Linked DNA regions of Homo sapiens: region 1 is linked to region 2. Evidence: read pairs that join two places in POLR2A ChIA-PET (ENCODE). Cell type or tissue: GM12878. All regions are shown on one strand. Each heading gives the region's core, and the rest is flanking DNA. Links, peaks and the distances in the headings are about the cores only. Region 1 overlaps HDLBP (high density lipoprotein binding protein). Region 2 holds the start of LOC105373973 (a long non-coding RNA gene).

Region 1 (5,379 bases), core at 111-5,110, 80 kb after region 2:
TTCTAGTTTCTCGCTTTCCAAGTGGATAACTCCGTTTCCCAACAGTGACAATCTTAGATCCCAGTGTCTCTAATATGTTTACTTCCTTGATTATTCACCCTGTATGGAACGAGGCTCCTCTTGTTGACCTTCCTGCTTGGATGCCCGCTGCCTCCTCATCTCACTCAGCTGCTGTCATCCTGCACCTCCACCCACCATGAGCATCTTCCTCACTCCACTTGGGCTCTGATACCCTAGCTATGTAGATATTCTCTTATGTGGAAGCCCGTATCCCCAGTTTAAAAACAAAAAAAGTCCAAGTCCTACACGCTCTCTTTTTGCAGCTTGATCATTTTCATTTAATGTACAGTAGTCTGTGCTTTTTCCAGACTGATACGTGAGCCGTTGGATTCTTGTTGGTAACAGCGCCTTACTGTGTGGTGTCCTTGTCCCACTTAGTATGACTGCCTTCGTGCTGACGCACACTCGTGTTCTTCCAGTTCTTTGCCTGTGGCATGCTGTTGTGAGCCTCACCTGTCACACCTATGCTTCTGTATTCTTTTGCAGGCACTTCTGGAGAGTAGCATTTTTGAAGTGTGATTGCTGACTTAGATTGTATATTTCTATTTTTTGTTATGTGTTTCTAAATTGCCTTCTAATTTTATACTTCCTCAATGGTTGAGTAGTCTTTTTTCCCCCTCACCATTATAAACACTGAATGATCACTTTTGTTCATCTTTGCGGATCTCATAAAGGCTGCATGAAGATGAACATCTATTCGTGTGTTTGTGGGCAATTTTATGTTAATTTTCTGTGATTTGTGTGTTCATATGTCCTAACCTATTCAGATGTTTTCCAGACATTGAAAAACTCCATTTGTATCTTGACTTCTATATTAGTGTTCTATAAAATTCTTATGCTCTGATAGGGTCAAATAAATCAATATCTTCCTCAGTGGTTTTTACAGTATATGTTGTTGGAGACTTTTTGCAGCCCCAAATCACAGGTTTTCCTCCTTAATCTTCAGGGCTTCAGGGTTTGATTGTTTACATCCAGATCTCCAATCCAGCTGAAATTTATTTTAGAGTATGTTGTGAGGTAGGGATCAAACTTTATATGTTTTCAAAATGGATAACAAATTGGCCCAATTCCTTGCTGATTTGAAATGGCACTTGTATCAAATAATAAATTCACAGGTACACGTGAGTCTGTTTCATGCATCAAGTGCCTCTTTCTTAGCCAGTAACACCAAGTGCTAATTACCATTGCTTTGTAGTATGCTTTGCTAATTTTAGTTGAATCCCAGCTTTTTTTTTTTTTTTTTTGCAAAATTTTCTAGCCTGGTTTTATGTTTAGGTGAATTTTTAGGAGAATCCTTGTTAGAGTTAAAAAAATATCCTACTGGGATGTTGTGTTACTTTCCCAGGGCTGCCGTAACAAATTACCACACATTTGGTGGCTTACAACAGGAATGTATTCTCTCGCAGTTTTGGAGACTGGAAATCTGAAATCTGGCAGGGCCACACTCCCTCTGGGGGATAGGAGAGAGATTGTTCTTTGCTTCTTCGTCTTCCAGCTCCTGCCCCACAGTCCTTGGCTTGCAGCTGCATGGTTCCCACCCCTGCCTCCCTCTTCACGTGGCTTTCTCGTCTGTCACGGGTGGCATTTAGAACCCACCCAGATAATCCAGGATCATCTCCTCATCTTAGTATCTTTCACTTAATGTCATCTGAAAAGACCCCTTTTCCAAGAAAAGTAAAACAAATTTCAGGGATTGGGATTCCCTATCTTTGGGTGGCCATTTTTCAGCCTATCACAGATGTTATTTGGAGTGTGATTGGGGGTGTAGATGAACTTGGAATAGAACAGACATCTTTTGTGATGAATCTCCTGGCTAAGTCTTGGCATCATCTCCATGATTCAGGCTTCTCGTGTATATGTGTGTGTGTAAAATTTTTGTTTTGCCAACTTGCCAAGCTTGCCTTCACTGTTACTAGAGCTTCATTATAATAGAGAGGTTTTCTAAACAGGTCATCTGCAGACAGTGGTATTTGTCTCCTTGCTTCATTCTGTCTCTTTAGATGGCCTATTGGACAGTCTTTGACAATAGTAACATCTTGGTCATTCTGTTGCTTATTTTAATACTATACTATTAGCTTTTTAGTAAATATGTTACTTTGGGGAAATATTGTTCATATAGCCATTTGCTGATGTTAAACTCCATAGAAAGTAAATAATACATGCTGAATTTCATCAGTTTTTTGGGCATTTTTGAAATGGTCGTCGGTCAGCCACGTATATGTTTATTTGTCCTTTTTTTCTTTGAGACAGAGTTTTGCTCTGTCGCCCAGGCTGGAGTGCAGTGGTGCAATCTCGGCTCACTGCAGCCTCCGCCTCCCGGGTTCAAGAGATTCTCCTGCCTCAGCCTCCCGAGTAGCTGGGATCACAGGCACCCACCACCATGCCTGGCTAATTTTTAGTGTTTTTAGTAGAGATGGGGTTTCACCATGTTGACCAGGCTGGTCTTGAACTCCTGACCTCAGGTGACCCACCTGTCTCGGCCTCCCAAAGTGCTGGGATTACAGGTGTGAGCCACTGGGTCTGGCCTATTTGTCCTCCTTTTAGCCATAAGTATATATTTTCTAATTTTAAAACTGTATCCCTAGAACAGACCATTCTTAGTCATGATGTCTTGTTCTCTAAATTTAGTGATCAATTAATTAGGCTCGTGTTTTGTTTAAAATTTTACATGTTTTCTAGCTTGGGCAATATAGCAGGACCTGTCTCTTGGAGAAAAAATTAGTTGGGCATGGTGTACGCACCTGTAGTCGCAGCGCCTTAGGAGTCTGAGGTGGAAAGGATGGCTTGAGCCCAGGAGTTCAAGGCTACAGTGAGCTATCTTGCATCACTGTACTGCAGCCTGGGCAGCAGAGCGAGACTCTGTCTCAAATAAATAAATAATAAAATAAAATAGAAATTTACGTGTCTGTAGAATAGTCTATAATGATTAATCTCTGCAACATCTACTCATTGTTTTGGGAAGACAAAACAATGCCGATTTTCCTTTGGGGAACAACTCTTTCTACCATGTGTAAACCATGTGTTTTAGATAGAATGGCTCAGCTGCATGGGTGGACCTGGTTGGCTGTGGCTACTAGACATAACACATGCCCTTGGCCCCCTGATTATAGTTATTGGTCCCTAACGAGATCAGAACCCAATTAATGCCAATGAGTTACAAAAATAATTCGTGGCACCCGTGAGACAAAGAAGCTCTTATTTCCTTGGGAGCTACCAGAAGATACAATTACTGCCATTTATAACACTTCTTATTTCAAAACCAGGCAAAGATAATATTGTATCATTGTAATCTCGGGTGTGTGTTCTTTTCTTTTGTCAGGCTAGAGAGAGTTAATTGCTCTTCAATTGCTTTTTTCAAAGAAACTGATTTTGCTTTTGATTGACCAAGTAGCTATGTTTCTGTTTTTGTTTTTTTTTTTTTTTGAGGCAGGGTCTCGCACCCTCACCCAGGCTGGATTGCAGTGGTGCAATCACGGCTCACTGCAGGCTCAACCTCCTGGGCTCAGGCGATCTTCCTGCCGCAGCCTCCCAAGTAGCTGGGGACTACAGGCACGTGCCACCATGCCAGGCTAATTTTTTGTATTTTTGGTAGAGATGAGGTTTCGCTATGTTGCCCAGGCTGGTCTTAAACTCCTGGACTCAAGCGATCTGCCTGCCTCAGCCTCTCAAAGTGCTGGGATTACAGGTGTGAGTCACTGCACTTGGCCTGTTTTGTTTTGTTTTAATTTTTTTTGAGGCAGAGTCTCGCTCTGTCACCCAGGCTGGAGTTCAGTGGTGCAATCATGGCTCACTGCAGGCTCAACCTCCTGGGCTCAGGCGATCTTCCTGCCCCAGCCTTCCAAGTAGCTGGGACTACAGGCACGTGCCACCCAGGCTGGGAGTGCAGTAGCGTGATTATAACTCACTCACTGTAACCTTGAACTCCTGGGCTCAAGGGATCCTCCTGCCTCAGCCTCTCAGTAGCTGGGACTACAGGTGTGTGCCATCATGCATGGCTTTTCTTATTTTATTTTATTGTATTTTTTATTTTTTTGTGGAGATGGGGTCTTGCTTTGTTGTCCAAGCTGGTCTCAAACTCCTGGGCTTAAGTGATCCTAAAGTGCTGAGATTACAGGTTTGAGACACTGCACCTGGTCTTATATTTCATCAATTCTTTTTGTTCCTTCTACTTTGGTTTTCACTTTACATCTTGACTTGAATGCTTAGTTCATTCATCTTCATTAATAAAGTTTACAAGTTTGATTCACCCTGTGAGTGTAGCTTTAGCAGTGCTCTGTAGACGTTGATAAGTGGTCCTCTTTGCTCTTTCTTCTTTTCTGAGACGGGGTCTCGCTTTGTTGCCCAGGCCGAGTGCAGTGGCACAGCTCACTGCAGCCCCAGCCTCCCCGCACTCAAGTGATCCTCCTGCCTCAGCCTCCCTAGTAGCTAGGGCCACAGGTGTACACCGCCACACCTGGCTGATTTTTTGTTTTCTATTTTTATTTTTGTACAGGCAGTCTCACTATATTGCCCAGGTTTCTTTTCCTTTTTTAAACCTTGTTGGGAAAACTTCAAAATATACCACAAAATAAAAGAGAATAGAAGAGAATCATATGCCTGTCACCCAGCTTTCACAGTTGTCAGCATTTTACTATAGCCCTGCCCACTCCCAATATTTTATATTTTTCATTTGAGTATTTTAAAGCAAATCTCAGACTTTTAGTCACCTCTAAATACTTTAGCATGTATTTTTTAGGAAACGGCTTTAAAAAACATAACCACAATACCTTCATCATAGCTAACACCACCAACCACGCTCATTAATATTATCTAATATTTATTCTGTGTTTGGTTTTCTCCAGATGTCATAAAAAGCCTTTTTACACTTTGTTTGCTTGAATTGAAATCCAAAGAAGGTCTCCACATTGCATTTGGTTTAAGCCTCTTAGCTCTTTGAAAATCTATAGCTTGCAGCTTCTTTTCCCTTTTTTAGTTTTTGTTTTTAATGCCATTTATTTATGAAGGCAATAGGGTTGTTTGTGCTGTGGAACGTCCCAGGTTTGGGATTTGGTTGACTGTGTTGTGGCACTATCTAATGTGTTTTTCTAATCCTCATACTTCCTGTAGCTAGGTCAGGATGCTTAATTGGTTTCAGGCTGTTTGTTGTTGGGGGGGTGGGGGGCAGTGGTTTCAAGGATATTCCACAGACTGTGCTCTGTGTTGCACGTTGAGCAGCCAGGTTACATGATGTCGGGTGCGGTGTCAGTAGGTTGAATTATAGAGTTCTTTATCAACCAGTTCTCTACTGGGTTTAACGGCCATTTGCTTGTTGCTTGTACC
Region 2 (5,379 bases), core at 70-5,069:
ATAGTACAATGAGAGATAATAGAAAAAAAAAGTCAATACAGTATAACAAGTATTCACATAGTGTTTCCATTGTATGAGGTATTATAAGTAATCTAGAGATGAGTTAAAGTACACCAGATGGCCAGGCGCAGTGGCTCACGCCTGTAATCCCAGCACTATGGGAGGCCAAGGCAGGTGGATCACCTGAGGTCAGGAGATCGAGACCATCCTGGCTAACAAGGTGAAACCCCGTCTCTACTAAAAATACAAAAAATTAGCCAGGCGCGGTGGCGGGCGCCTATAGTCCCAGCTACTCGGGAGGCTGAGGCAGGAGAATGGCGTGAACCCAGGAAGCGGAGCTTGCAGTGAGCCGAGATTGCGCCACTGCAGTCCGCAGTCCGGCCTGGGCGACAGAGCGAGACTCTGTCTCAAAAAAAAAAAAAAAAAAAGAAACCAACAAAACATCAAAATTTCCCCTATGTTAAAAAGGCTCCTGAAATGTAAACTTCCAATATCAACTTGGGGAATCTGCACAGCACCACACAATGTCAGTGTTTTCTGGCCATGAGAATACAGAAGAAGCTAGTGCTTTTCAAGTTTAATATCAGCACATCTCCCTGGAAGAACACTACTGTTTAAGACTTAAGTGAAATGATAATCTAGTAAACTGACAAATAAGATAGGTGCATATGGCCAGAAAACCCCAAAACAAAACAAAATTGAATTCCTGAGGTTAGAAAACACTGCTATAGAGGGAAAAATTCAAAACATTCTTAAAGTCTGTTAACCAAATCTAACTTTCGATTTCATTCATTTAACACGTTTACTCAGCAAGGCCCTGTTCCAAACACCAGAGGCACAGAAGTAGATACAATACAGCCTTTCCTTCCCAGAACTTGCATTTCAGGAGCAGGGAGACAGCAAGCAGGCACTAGGATGTGGTGTCTTCACCAAGACAGACCTGCCCAGCCAGGGGTCTCACTGCTCAGTGCACCCGACACCCTGTAGCCGAATGTCTGCCTCAGTCTACAGGTCCAACAGCAAAAACCACCTGACCACAGTCTGTCTCTTGGTTCCAATGTAAAGTCAAGAGGCAGAAAGACAGAATACGAATGAGACAAGTGGACAAACGACAGCAAGACAGTGATGGTGGGCTCGGGTCAGGCAACCAGCCTTGATCCAAAGACAACAAGGAAGGGGGGCGGGACAAGCCTGCCTCTGTGGGGCTATGCAGGGTGGACTTCCCCAGGAGGGGGACTCTGCCCACTCAGGGCAGGCCCTACACACCAGCCCACTGACACCAAACCTTAGAGTGGCACAGACAATTGCACTTCCAGAGGCTGTATCCTGGTACACTGGCAATATTTGTCAGGGTAGATTACAAAAAATGCTCACCAATTCCTGGCCGCTCTCTCATCAAGGTGCCTCTACTTCTCCACCCCTCGAATCAGAGCTAGCCTGGTAGCTTGCTTTGATTAATAAAATGTGGCAGAAGTGACAATGGACAAACTCCAAGCCAAGAGCCCAAAGGACACTGCAGTGCCCACTTCTGGACTGAGAACGTTTCTGTGACCACAAAAATGAGGCCAAGTGGGCTGGAGGGAGAATGAGATTCTGCACATGAGGTTCCAACCAGGGTGCCAAATGTGTGGGTAAGGCAATCCCAGGTTGCCCAACCCTCCAAGTCAGCCTAGTAGAGCCTCCAAACCAACAAACAGACCTGTGATTTAAGCTCCATGTTTGGGATGGTTTGTTACTTAACAAAGCTAACTGATGCAGTTGTGGAGGACAGGGTACTTGGAAGCAGAATACAACCAACTTACAATATATTGAATTTTAGCTCTCCCTAAAGGTGTGTATCAGCAGGCAACACAATGTAAAAAATACCCCAAGCTGGCACAGTGGCTCACACCTGTAGTCCTAGCTACTTGGGAGGCTGAGGCAGGAGGATCACTTGAGTCCAAGAGTTAGAGGCTGGCCTGGGGAACATAGCAAGATCCTGTCTCTTAAAAAAAAAAAGTACCCCATCCAACCCAGGATATTCAGAATATGCAAGACCATTTTCTTTTGCTTCAGATAAAAGTTCTTTAATTTCTGGTAACTCTGCCAGATATCTCAAATACCAAACATGACGGTTATATTTAACTGAAACCATAATCTCAATTTATTAAAACTGACAAGCTCTAAATATTGTAAAACCTTCACAAAATGGCATCTCTTATTTTCTTAGGTATAAAATGACTCATACTCAGTAAAGGTGAATTTCTTAGAGAAGAATTTACATCTTATTTATGACTCAACAACAAATGTGTGCTTTTTTCTTCTGGGTCCTAGTTTTAGTTGATAAAGTCCAGTAGGCAGAACAAAAAAAAAAGACACTCTAAAAGTAAACCTATTAGTACAATTATTTTTCTTTCACTTTTTTTCTCTTAAATTTTGCACCTATTACAAGCCTAGACAATGGTAAATGTGTTTATTGGAGGATGACTACATGGTGGAAATTCCTCCAAACACTTGATTGAAAAGATTTGGGGCTGGGCGCGGTGGCTCACACCTGTAATTCCAGCACTTTGGGAGGCCGAAGCGGGCGGATCACGAGGTCAGGGGATCGAGACCATACTGGCTAACATGGTGAAACTCCGTCTCTACCAAAAACACAAAAAAAGAAATAAGCTGGGCATGGTGGCGGGCGCCTGTAGTCCCAGCTACTCGGGAGGCTGAGGCAGGAGAATGGTGTGAACCCGGGAGGCAGAGCTTGCAGTGAGCCGAGATCATGCCGTGGCACTCCAGCCTGGGTGACAGGGCAAGACTCCGCCTCAAAAAAGAAAAAGATTTGGGAGCCTAATTAAGTGTCCAGACTTTAACCTATTTCCTACAGGAAAGTCACCCAAGAGCTGGTGAAAGGGCAGCCGACTGCTACTCTTCAGGGTTCAAAGGTTGCCCAGCTTCAGACCTCCTTCTCTGCAACAGAAGTGATGTGGGAAGTTGGACAGACAGGTCCTACCAGTTTCAGTTACCATGGCCCTGATGAAATTATCTTTCACTTCCTCCTCAGATAAGCACTTCAGAAAAGCACCCAGGTTCCCTGAGTTCTTACACCCTCCATACTTGCCTTCAAACAACACTCAAACCCAGAGACCACCTTGCTCAGAGCTTCACTGCCCCACCCACCAAGCTCCCCTCCTCTGTGTTCCCTCTTCCCTCCTTCCCACCCCATGCAATGCATTCCGCAATAAGGTCCACAGCTCAATAATAGTTTTGTTTTCTGTGTGGCATCTTGACTCCTCAAAAGAAATTCCCAAGTGTAAATAAACCTCCTGCTAGTTTAAATTCATTCTCTTGTCCTTACTTTTGTGCCATTAAGAGCAAGAAAAGCTTCTAAAGATGTTACTTGAAAGCCAGAAAAAATTAGAAAAAAGAGAATGTATTTGTGTATTACATATGAAAATAAATAATTTTAAAAAGAACTTTTGGCTGGGCACGGTGGCTTACACCTATAATCCTAGCACTTGGGAGGCTGAGGTAGGAGGATCCCTTGAGCCCAGGAGTTTGAGGCCAGCCTGGGCAACATGGCAAAACCCTGTTTCTACTAAAAGTACAAAAATTAGCCAGGCGTGGTGGTGCATGCTTGTAATCCCAGCTACTCCCGGGGTTGAGGAGGGCGGATCGCTTGAGCCCATGAGGTCCAGGCTGCAGTGAGGCATGATCGCACCACTGCACTCCAGCCTGGGTTGACAGAACAACACCCTTTCTCAAAAAAAAAAAAAAGTAAAAGATGAATAAAAAGAACTTTCATGCTAATAACATGTAGAAAAACAAAAAAATGTTTTCTAATACATCACATGGATCTAAAAAATAGTGTTACTTAAATATTGATATATGCATATATTCTTAGTATATTTAATTGTTCTTGCTAATATTACCAGTGCAATCTTCTATCAGGGAATTTTCAAAATAAAAACTGTATTATCATTGACCTAGAAAATTAAGTTATATGTTAACACCATACAACACCTCCTGCATGACAGGCTCTGTGTGTTTGCTCAATCCTCTCACCAGCAGCTCTGAGAAAGAGGGATTATAATTGTCCCTCTGTTTCAGAAAAGGAAGCTGACACACATGGAAGCTAAGTGGCATCCCCGCATCCAGGTGGCCTGGGCCTCGCTGAGACCAGGTGGCTTAAGCTGGGAAGGTCTGGGTGTACCATCTGGCTCCAGTCTGCACCTTCCAGCAGTCTCTTAGCCAGCCTCTCACGAAAGAAGATGAGTAGAAAGACCAAATTGTACTACAATTTTAAACAAAAGATACAATACCACTTTCCAAATAAAAGGAGAAATTCAGATTTACTGTTTCTAAGGATTTTCTCATGTGTTACCAAAGCTACTCTTGATCAACTTAATATGCAAAGTCTAACCAGCAAAATGGAATTTGGTACATAATTTGACTGTTAGAAGATATAAGGAAATATGCCTCCAAAAATCATGCTTCTTACCTCAATGTCAAATATTTCCATGGTGTTGTCCAGCAGCTTTACTCTGAGGTGCAGGTGCTTCTCTTGCATTCTGGGCAAGAGAGTCTGCCCAGGCTCAAGGGTGCTAACTCCCACAGGGGTCTGGGCACCCAAGCGCATCCCTGCAGTCTGCAGGACTCTGTATGTTCCTTCTATCTCCCCCATTCTTCACCATGAGTGAAGAAAACACTAAAATGAAAAAAAAAAAAACCACATGAAGGAATTATCACATTATTTAGGTACTAAAACAAGGTAAAAGACAAATTATCGGAGACACGGGAATCCTCTGTACTATTACTGCAACTTCTGTGAGTCTTAATCACGTCAAAAGAAAGTGTTACAAAAGATTATTTTCTACTCAGGCACTCATAGGTGGAGCATAAAATAACAAGCACCACCCTCAATAACAATATTTCCAGATGCTCTATGAGCCAGGCATACCCATTAACTCATTTAACCTGTTAGACCTCACAAACGAGTGACATCACCACCACCCACCCACCCAGCAGAGGCAAGAGAGCCCAGGGCTGCCACACCAACCCTAGGCTGCCCACTCCCTGGCACACCTCTCGCCACCAGCCCAAACAGTTATTGTGGTGATGATCCTTTTTAAGTACTAGATGGTGCCATTTCTACCAAACGTAAACAGGCTCCACAAAGCACAGCATCAACGCGTGTCAGGCAGTGCACAGCAAGAGCTGAGGCATTCGTGCAGCTGTTCTTCCCCTCTGCTGACTTTATGTGGAGTAAAGGGCTACTCCAGCTGAGGAAAAATGCCAATAAAGGAGATGAAAACAGCCAGGTTTGTCTTTGCCAGCTTTGTAACCCGCGATTTTTCTAACGTGTCTCGCCAGGGTGGAGTGGGTGCCACTGGTAGTCTGGGATGTAAT

The links. Peaks named below come from ENCODE experiments on the same cell type or tissue, not always from the same donor. Only the 100,000 strongest peaks of a DNase experiment are listed, where the experiment ranks them.
Region 1: POLR2A ChIA-PET joins it to region 2 with 10 read pairs; 2 of 35 experiments call an interaction of 5 or more read pairs at or near these places.

What each region holds. Positions count from the first base shown.
Region 1 is chr2:241,292,026-241,297,404 of GRCh38, reverse strand. All of the region lies in intron 1 of HDLBP (high density lipoprotein binding protein), which reads left to right. Among named protein-coding and RNA genes, the nearest start is that of HDLBP, 21 kb to the left of the region's middle. In GM12878, for the core only: no CTCF peak of the experiment used is centred there; no DNase peak of the experiment used is centred there.
Region 2 is chr2:241,372,383-241,377,761 of GRCh38, reverse strand. It overlaps FARP2 (FERM, ARH/RhoGEF and pleckstrin domain protein 2), which reads right to left. Exons shown (of 27, transcript NM_014808.4): 2 at 4,472-4,678. The coding sequence starts at 4,654. It overlaps LOC105373973 (a long non-coding RNA gene), which reads left to right and starts at 5,022. Exons shown (of 3, transcript XR_924066.2): 1 at 5,022-5,291. In GM12878, for the core only: no CTCF peak of the experiment used is centred there; a DNase peak (open chromatin) is centred at 3,001; H3K4me3 peaks cover 1,122 bases; H3K27ac peaks cover 3,546 bases.